2 separate regions of the Homo sapiens genome follow, and region 2 is linked to region 1. The links are chromatin contacts, found by Hi-C or POLR2A ChIA-PET in ENCODE. All regions are on one chromosome and are shown on one strand. Each heading gives the region's core, a stretch centred on a gene start or an enhancer-like site at or near the end of the contact. The rest is flanking DNA. Distances are from core to core; before and after follow the strand shown.

The links. A loop is a pair of places that touch in the nucleus more often than their neighbours do. ChIA-PET counts read pairs that join two places held with the same protein, here RNA polymerase II (POLR2A). Pooled maps may share reads with other maps.
Region 2: a loop to region 1 is called in a map with no recorded cell type, with 5 times the contacts of the local background. The contact joins two enhancer-like sites. A Hi-C loop is called at or near these places in 1 of 168 maps with a recorded cell type or tissue (B cell), 6 of 37 single-sample maps with no recorded cell type and 4 of 50 pooled maps. POLR2A ChIA-PET finds 5 or more read pairs at or near these places in 1 of 52 experiments (PC-9).

Annotation. Positions count from the first base shown.
Region 1 is chr4:38,984,266-38,989,151 of GRCh38, forward strand. It overlaps TMEM156 (transmembrane protein 156), which reads right to left. Exons shown (of 7, transcript NM_024943.3): 4 at 4,586-4,705; 5 at 2,071-2,154. Among named protein-coding and RNA genes, the nearest start is that of TMEM156, 46 kb to the right of the region's middle. RefSeq lists an enhancer at 4,014-4,513. Within about 2 kb of position 1,251, at least 2 of the 41 ENCODE cell types and tissues checked have a DNase peak (open chromatin) inside an H3K27ac peak, as active enhancers do.
Region 2 is chr4:38,750,813-38,755,197 of GRCh38, forward strand. LOC105374413 (a long non-coding RNA gene) reads left to right here. Exons shown (of 6, transcript XR_925231.2): 6 at 620-2,239. Among named protein-coding and RNA genes, the nearest start is that of TLR10, 30 kb to the right of the region's middle. Within about 2 kb of position 2,304, at least 25 of the 41 ENCODE cell types and tissues checked have a DNase peak (open chromatin) inside an H3K27ac peak, as active enhancers do.

The DNA.
Region 1 (4,886 bases), core at 1-2,500:
TGTAGGATGAATAAGCTTCTTTTGGAGGTACGAGCCCATTTATCTCTCTCTCTCTCTCTTTCTCTCTGTCTCTCTCTCTCTCTCTGTGTGTGTGTGTGTGTGTGTGTGTGTGTGTGTGTTGAACAATACTCACTTTTAAATGCATGAACAAATGGAGAGACATCCTGGAATGTGTGGCTAGTGTTGACAACAAGCTGCTTCTGCTGAATGTGACACAGTCACCACCGCTTTGAACTACATTTTTTTTTTCTACCCGTGTTACTGCATCTCCAGAGAACCATGCTGACACATTTTTCCCGTACATTCTCACTGCTGCCTATAATCCATCACTACAAAGAGAGGCCTTAAAAACTGCACTCAAGGGAGACATGATTTCCTTTCCCTTTCTCTGTCAGAAAAGCAACTCATAATAGGGAAGGAAAAGATTGCATTTAGGTTAAAGGAATATAAATAAGAAAGAGTCTGCCTCTTTCTCTCTTTAAGACGCTAAGCCTCAAAAGGGTTCTTGGTTTTAAAAAGGCCATCACCCCTTGACCTACACTAAACATTAATATTATATACCTGGTAATAAAGCCAGAGGATTTTTAGTGAGAGCTATGAAAGGGAAAGGATGGCTAAGACAGGTTTCTTTGGTGGATGAAAGTCACAGGCTCATAAATACAACTTTGCGAGGTTAGTCTTGTGGTTAGCTAGTACTTAAAATTTGTGATTCCCTCGACTATATGGGTTGACGGGGGAACTATAGACTTTTTCTCAGACAAGACAGCAGTGCTCAAAATTACGACTTGAAAACAGAAACGACCAGAATTCCTAAGGTGACCAAAAAGCCCCACAGAACTGTGTTAAAACTGTCCTCATATTTGGACACATGTACTGAGTAAGAGGGGAGCCCAGGGAAAAATGCCATTTTTGCCTTTTAAAAATTAATTTTGCCATTGAAAACAACGTTATAGCTTTTAATTTATTAATCAAATAAGATTTTCATTGACTGGACAAAATTTCCACCAACTTACCCCACATTTAACTGGTGTCAAATGATTATTTAGCTAATGCTTATTATCAGTCATAGCTTAATACTTTCACTGCTAATGCTGGGTAGAAAGCCTAAATTTTTAAAATATTTGAGCTCCTTAGGTGCACTCAAGCTAGGGTTCCGTGTATCTGCTAATTTAAATGGCTAACAAAAGCCCCCAGTGAACAAAGTCCCCAGTGAAATGCGGTGCAAATCTCTATGTCGCTACTGATGCAGCTGTAGGGTGGGGGACTGGAGGTTTGCTCGGCATCCTCCCATTTTTGAAAACTGTTTACATGCCAGACTTGAAGCTTCCTTTTTTTTCTAACTTCTCACAAAGTACGAAGGCACCTACTCGCTGGCTGTGTACAAGGAGCTTTGGTAACAGCACTCATAATTCTGTGGTTTTCACGGTCAAGGATATTATTTCTCTCTGCTAAAGAAGAGGGCTTCGTCCATGTCACATTCTCTCTCTTTCTCTTTTTAACGTGATTTGACAGCTTGAATCCAAAAGGAGGCTTCACAATTAGAAGAAAGGGATTGAACCACAACATCTGTGCTAACAGCCCCCATCACTGCTCTAATTAGAATTCCCTTATTCCATTTCTGTTTCTCAGGAGAGGACAGGGGGCTTTTTAATTGGGGCTATTAGAAGTTCTCTTTACACAATGACACCCTCTGCTAAGGGAAGGCTCCAGCGAAAGCCATGCCCACTCTGCAATTACTTCTTGCAATTCTGGGGAATAATGGTATCTTGTCTCATTTAAAAATAAATCTAAGTCTTATCCCTATTGCTTTCTCTCCTCTGCCTACTCACATGAATTTCTTCTTGCCAATTAAGCAAACTTTCCATTATTTAAGGAGATAGTTTAGATTGCTACTGTCCCCTGATAATAAGACATATTAAACTGGATTTCATTTGCCCACAGCTCTGTTATTCCAGATACAAGGCTAATTTACATAAGCTCAGATCTCAGATCTTGAGTTTACTGTGTAGTGAAACCATGCAGCTTTGGAATTTCCTGAGTGCTGTTTTGTTTACATGCCACAGAACTTACCTGAAAGAACCTGCACATTCAATGCTCTCAGTTTCTCCGAATCACTTCCTCTTAAGAGAACAGATGTAGGTTTGTCTCTATGACCTATTCCCAGAAAAGAAATGAAGTATTTAGATGATAAACAAGCGCATTGTTAACATATATTCCCCATGTTGGTTCAAAGGATTACCAAAAAGAATGGAGCCATTCATGGCCAGGCACGGTGGTTCACGCCTGTAATCCCAGCACTTTGGGAGGCTGAGGCAGGGAGATCACGAAGTCAGGAGTTCGAACCCAGCCTGGCCAATATGGTGAAACCCCATCTCTACTAAAAAATACAAAAATTAGCTGGGCGTGGTGGTGCATGCCTGTAGTCCCAGCTACTCAGGAGGCTGAGGCAAAAGAATCGCTTGAACCCAGGAGGTGGAGGTTGCAGTGAGCCGAGATCATGCCACTGCACTCCAGCCTGGACGAAAGAGTGAGACTCCATCTCAAAAAAAAAAAAAAAAAAAAAAAAAAAAAAAAAAAAAAAAAAAAGGAAAGCGACAGCTCTTATACACAGAAAAGTATATTTTTATCTTATTATATACATAGATATGATGTGAAGAATATTCAATGTATGTTTAATATTCAATAACATTTAATGTGCTAAGTAGTGTGACATTTTTTATTACTTTGTATGCTTGGATTTGCAAGCCTTTGAAAATCACTAAGTCTGTCATTTGGGCAGATATTTGTAAGAATTTAATTTGACTCCCCACTACTGGTCTCCTTCTAGACATTTTTTCTAGCTCACTTCTATCTCTCTTTGCTTATAGCTTTTCATATGGGAAAATGGGTCAAGAAACTCAGAACTATACACTATTTATAAATAACACACATTTACTTTAAATAATAGAATTTTCAAAACTAAATACCCTACATCTTAGTTCTGACATTTTACTAGCTGTGCAGCTTTGGATAAACACTTAACCTCTCTAAGTCTCAGGGGATTTTTATCTACAAAATAAAAATAGCATATATCCTGTTTACACAGTTTAAGAATCTAGTGAAAATGCTCTGAAAATGGTTATTCTACAAATAAACAGTATTGATTATGTTATTAACCACTGCACAAAGGGCTTTATTACTAAGGTATCAATGATAACACTTGATATGAAACTGCTCTCAAAAATATCTGCAACAAATACCTAGTCAAAAGAATGAATTGCAACTTTACTGAAACCTGGAGGCAACCACTTGTTCTGCCTACTGAAATGGCTAACACAGCCTTGCCTGGTAAAGAAGGAAAGAGTCTTGGGAAATCATACAACCACCACAATACTACTGTCCTTTAATGAAAACTAATTATGCACTAGACACTGTGGTAAACTTTGTAAGTAATCTCTGTATTTCCTTACCTCAACCCTGTGTGGTAGTGGTGATTATGCTTGTTTTACAGAGGATGTAAGGGATGCTCACATAATTTAAATAACTTGCTTAATGTCACATAGCTAGTAAGTGGTAGTACTAGGACTCTAACATAAATCTATTTATTTTTAGTGCCTATTCTTATAGTAATACATCTTGCACTGTCTTTAAGAGACTAGCTACTCATATTATGAATTGTCCATTGGGCCTGATAGTCATCCATTTTATGCACTGGGGACATGCCAGTAGAGCCAGTATTTGCATGGGTACACACCGGTAGCATCATACCAGTAATTTACAATCAATGTCCATCCTGATAGGTGGGTGCCTAGGTCATACGAGTTATTAAATATTTTTAACGTTGCTCCTACTGTCCTGATTCCTAATTTCTAATTTCCTTTAGCTCAGCCCTGCCAAAAATCTGATACCCCCATGCTTATTAAAGATCGACTCTGCCTCACACCCGTCACCTACAGCCACTCTGCTCAAGATCTCCAACTCTGAAATTCTTGTTTTTGTGACTGAGTCTTGCTCCATTGCCCAGGCTGGAGTGCAGTGGCGCGATCTCAGCTCACTGCAACCTCCACATCCTGGGCTCAAGTGATTCTTGTGCCTCAGCCTCCCAAGTAGCTGAGATTATAGGCTTGCGCCACCATGCCTGGCTAATTTTTGTATTTTTAGTAGAGACGGGCTTTCACCATGTTGGCCAGGCTGGTCTGCTGGTCTCAATCTCCTGACCTCAGGTGATCCGCCTGCCTCAGCCTCCCAAGGTGCTGGGATTACAGGCATGAGTCACCGCGCTCGGCCTGAAATTCTTTATCCCCACTTCCTGTTCTTCTCTCTCTCTCTGCCCTCACTTCCGCTAAGCCCTGCTCAATGTCCAGCTCATCAGCTTCTTCCTATTCACCCAGTCTTTCTTCTTCTCTTACTTGCCCGAGTAGAAGAAAGATGAATGAAGCTCCTTGCATGCTGGAACTGTGTTTTATCTACGTTTTTATTCCTTGAGTTACCAAGAATCACCACTTATTCACAGTAGGTGCACAAGAAATGCTAAATTGTACTAAAAAGGAAATGAAATCCATAGAAGAGATCAGGAGTTCCTCGGCACTACAGGGATTATACTTACTCTGCCACTTTTGCACTCTTCTCTGGCCTTCAAGTATTTTGCGGATAGTGAGGATGATCAAAAATATAAAAACTAATAGAACTAAAATATACCAAGTGATCTTCATGGAACAAGTGATATCTGTAAAGAAAACAAATACTGTAAAAACCCAGTAAAATTATTCAACAGATAAAAGGCAATGTGGCAGTGTAGCTGAGTTCTACAACATATTCTGCCCTGAATTGAAAAGCTGAAATTATGACCATCACTGTTACAGGGTCACTAGCTCTCCTGAATTCTTTCTTGATATATGAAATGAAGG
Region 2 (4,385 bases), core at 1,054-3,553, 230 kb before region 1:
CAGTGGCTGGTTTCAAGGGTGAACATCCCTAGGGAGAGAGCTGCAGGCAGAAGCCTAATTGCTTTTTATAACATAGCCTTGGAAGTCAAGCAATCTGTAGCATTCCAATTATCAAGACAGTCACGGAGTCAGCCCTTCCCCAATCCTGAGTCTCTGGAGAAGACGAATAGATTCTGCCTCATGATGGGAAATGGAAAGTTTGTGGAAAAACATGTGAAACTGGAAATACTGCTGTTTCTATTTTTGGAAAACAGTCACCTCTGTAGGGCAAGGACTTTGCCAGGTCTGGGGATTCATAGTGAAAAGCCATGGTTTCTGATCTCAAGACAAGAGAGAGGATCCATAGAGTAGGTTAACAAGCAACAACTCTAATGATTTTAACTTCTAGACTAGTGAATAACTGAAGCATTTTAGAAAACAGGAAAAGCCTCATTGATATGGATAGGAGACAGGGAAATACTGGGTAGAAGAGGGTGGTTCCCTGGCAAAGGCCCCACCCTGAAGTCCAGAGACCCTCGGCCCTAAATGGAAACAGGCATTTCTGTTTTTGAATGCAAAATTTGCCTTTTGGCCCGCCATGCCCCCCTATCCTGTACCCATATAAACCCCAAACCCCCAGGTTCCAGAAGCAGATGGGCAGACAAGGAGACAAGCAGAGGAATGTCAAAATGCTGCGGCAGAAAGAGAGAAGAGGAGGAATGTCTCAACACTAAGAGTTTAGCCCGGGGCGGTTCAGCTGCCGGAAGGCCAAACTCCAGGAGAAGCCCATCTTCCTACTCCGTCCTCCCTTCAGGTTCTCCATCCATCCTGCTGAGAGCCACCTCCGCCATTCAGTAAGACCCCCACATTTATCCTTCAAGTGCATGTGTGACCCAGTTCTTCCAGGATGCTGGACAAGAGCTTGGGATACATAAAGCTGTCACACTGGCCCTCTGCCCTTGCTCGCTAACACTCAAGCCATTCGCAGACGGCTAAAAGAGCACATTGTAACACGTGCCCACTTGGACTCCTGCACCTGCCCATCTGCATGCTTTCCATCCTGTAAGGGGTTTGAGTGGTGTCAGCAATCTAACAGACAAGCCACACCCTTGTTTCACGTCCTGTGAGAGGGGTCAGGGAACTCTTCTGTTTCATCATTACCCAACTTTGGAACTCAAGAAAGGACTCACAGGGAAATTCTTGCAGAATCTCGTGGAAAATCTCACATGTATTTGTGAAAATACAATGTGGATCTGTGAGATCCCACTTCAACACAGGCCACGGGGCCACCTTCTGCACCCACATGGGTTGTTTTAAGTCTTCCTTAGTCTCCTTGAGAATAACATGATGCTATGATGTTGGCAGGAATCTTCCACACCTTCCAAAACATGACAATATGGGTCAAGCCCGTGCAGAGACTGTGGCTCCTGCTTTGGGAGTCACCTGGAATTGTTGAGAGATTAGCAAATCCCAGAACCAGGTTTGTTAGAATTAACTGCTCAACCAGATTGTATTGAAAATGGTCTGAAGTCAAAGACGACAGACGCAAACGGGCTAAATTGCTCAGTTAATTCTTCCATTTCTCTTCCTCCTAGTTGTTCTAGCTTCAGGGAGGACTCAGGAGAGTACTGTTTGAAAACCACTGATCTAGTTTACACTTTCATTTTACAGAGAGGAAACTGAGAGCCACAGAGATTCAAGTGACTCATCCAAGATGACCCAAACCCTGGGGTTTGTTATTGTTTTTCACACTATGCAAAGCACTAAAAAACATTCGTTTGAAACAGGTGAACAAAAGTCTAATTTGTAGTGAGGTCTAGGGGAATGACTGTCCAGTCAATTCCTCAATTCATGAAGGAGCATTTGGGACGCCACAGAGGAACATACACAGGTATCCCTCCTCCTACCCGACACCATTCAGGAAGAGCGGTTACCCCTCCAATGCACTGAAGCAGATTCATTTCCCTCAGGACTGTGGGAGGCGACTGAGGCTGAGTGAATGATACAGCCTTTTAATTTGTTTTTAATTGTCGTGTCCTGGTAACCCTTCCAAAGACCCTTCACGGAGAGTAGTTTTATTTTTCCACTTATTAACCGCATTCACTAGACTGGAAAAAGAATTCCCTATCTCCCAAGAACTCTCCCTTTCATTCTTGTAATTCCTTTTTTTTTTTTTTTTTTTTTAGCACCAGGAAAGTAATGTGTGTAAAACTAGAGCCAAGTATATTGTGGTTTCAAATACAAGCCTGTTTGGAGCAGAAGCCCGTGGGATTGCTGCGTTTCAGCCTCAGGGGATGGCCCGCTGATGGCCTCGGCCTGTGAAAGGGAGGGGCTTGAATGGCCCTTTGATTCAGCCCAAATCTGGGGGTGGAGGGTGGGGAAGGGGCAGGCCTGTTATTTGACACTTTCTGTTGGGCTTGGCCCAGGCCTCACTCCTTATGCAGGCCTCCCTGGAGCCTGCAAGCCCTCTCTGAGGACGCACTGACTTAGCAAGCGCTGAAATGCATAACATTCCTTGCTGCTTAGGAAGTAGACCAGCGATCCCCAGGGCTCGCGAATTCCCTGCGCTTTGAGAATGGTGCTCTTTATAACGTTCCCCATCCAAACACACACACAGACACGCTACACACACATACCCCAAACATACACACACACGCGCACACACACTCCACACACACCCAAACATACACGTACACACACACTCCACACACACACACCCCAATATACATACACATGCACACAATAGACACACACCCAAACATGCACACACACTCCACACACACACACCCAAATAAACACACACATGCGCAAACTACACACACATTACACACACACCCATACACACACATCCAAAAATACACACACACAAACTACACACATACTACACACACACACAAACATACACACACGTGCACACACACGCTCCACACACACATCCCAACATACACTCTACACACACGCCACACACACCCCATACACACAGGCACACAATCCACACATACACTCCACATACACAAACCCAAAACATACATACTCTACACACACACCACACACATCGCAAACAACCACACTCTACACACACACAAACATAGACACACCCGCACGCACACTACACACACGAGCCAAACATACATACTCACACACATTCTATACCACGGAACAACCACGCTCTATACACACACTATACACACACTTTATACACATACCCCAAAACACACTCTCCACACACCTACACACACCCCCAAACATACACACACTCCACACACACCTATACACATACTCTACACACATGCACTCCACAGACACAGACTCCCAAATATAAATATACACACACACCCATACACATACATGCACACACACTACACACACCCCAAACATACATACTCCACACACACATTCTACACACACACTCCCCACACACGCTTCATACACACACACTCCACACACACACACCCCATACACACACACTCTACACACACACTCCACACACAAACCTCCCGAAACATACACATATACACACACTCAATATGCACTCACACCTCCCACACACTATACACACACCCCACACACACCCAAACATACATATACACACACTCCATAACACACACACTCACACACACATATCTACACACACACCCCAAACATATACACACACCATGTTACACACTCCACACACTCCGCAAACACACACACACAGAACCTAAACATTCACATCCACACACACACTCCCAAACAACATCCACACACACACTACACACAAAAACACATTCACACATACAAATCACACACACATACACACAATACATGCATACACCCTCCCACACCCCATACATACACCCTCCACACACTCTCTACACACACACACACTCCACATACCTCACACATACACACCCCATACATACACACTCTGCACACACACACACACACATCCTACACACTTTACTATGGCATTAACCATTTGTGTGTTTGCTAGCTGATTTTAAGGTATTTATTATCGTTGTTTGCATGGAAAACCTGAGAATAGACAGGCATATTATCGGAATTAATAACAGGGCTTACCAAGAGTAAGAAGTAAATGCAGTACCACGAGTATAGCCCTGGATGCTGGAGAATGAGTTTGAATCCTGGCTTCACCACTTATGATGGAATCTACTTAAGTTCTCTGCACTTCTTTGGACTTCAGTTTCCTCACTATAAATAATTATAATAATAAGATCTCCCTCACTGGGTCATTGTGAGATTGAATGCATGTCATCCATGTAAAATGCCTAGAACAGTGCCTGACACATAGTAAGTTATATGAATGTCTGCTATTATGATAAGGTAGTATGATATTCTGCTATGGCTTTGAGATCAATATGCAAAAATTGGTAGTATTCTAAACACTGCAACAAATAGCGAAAATA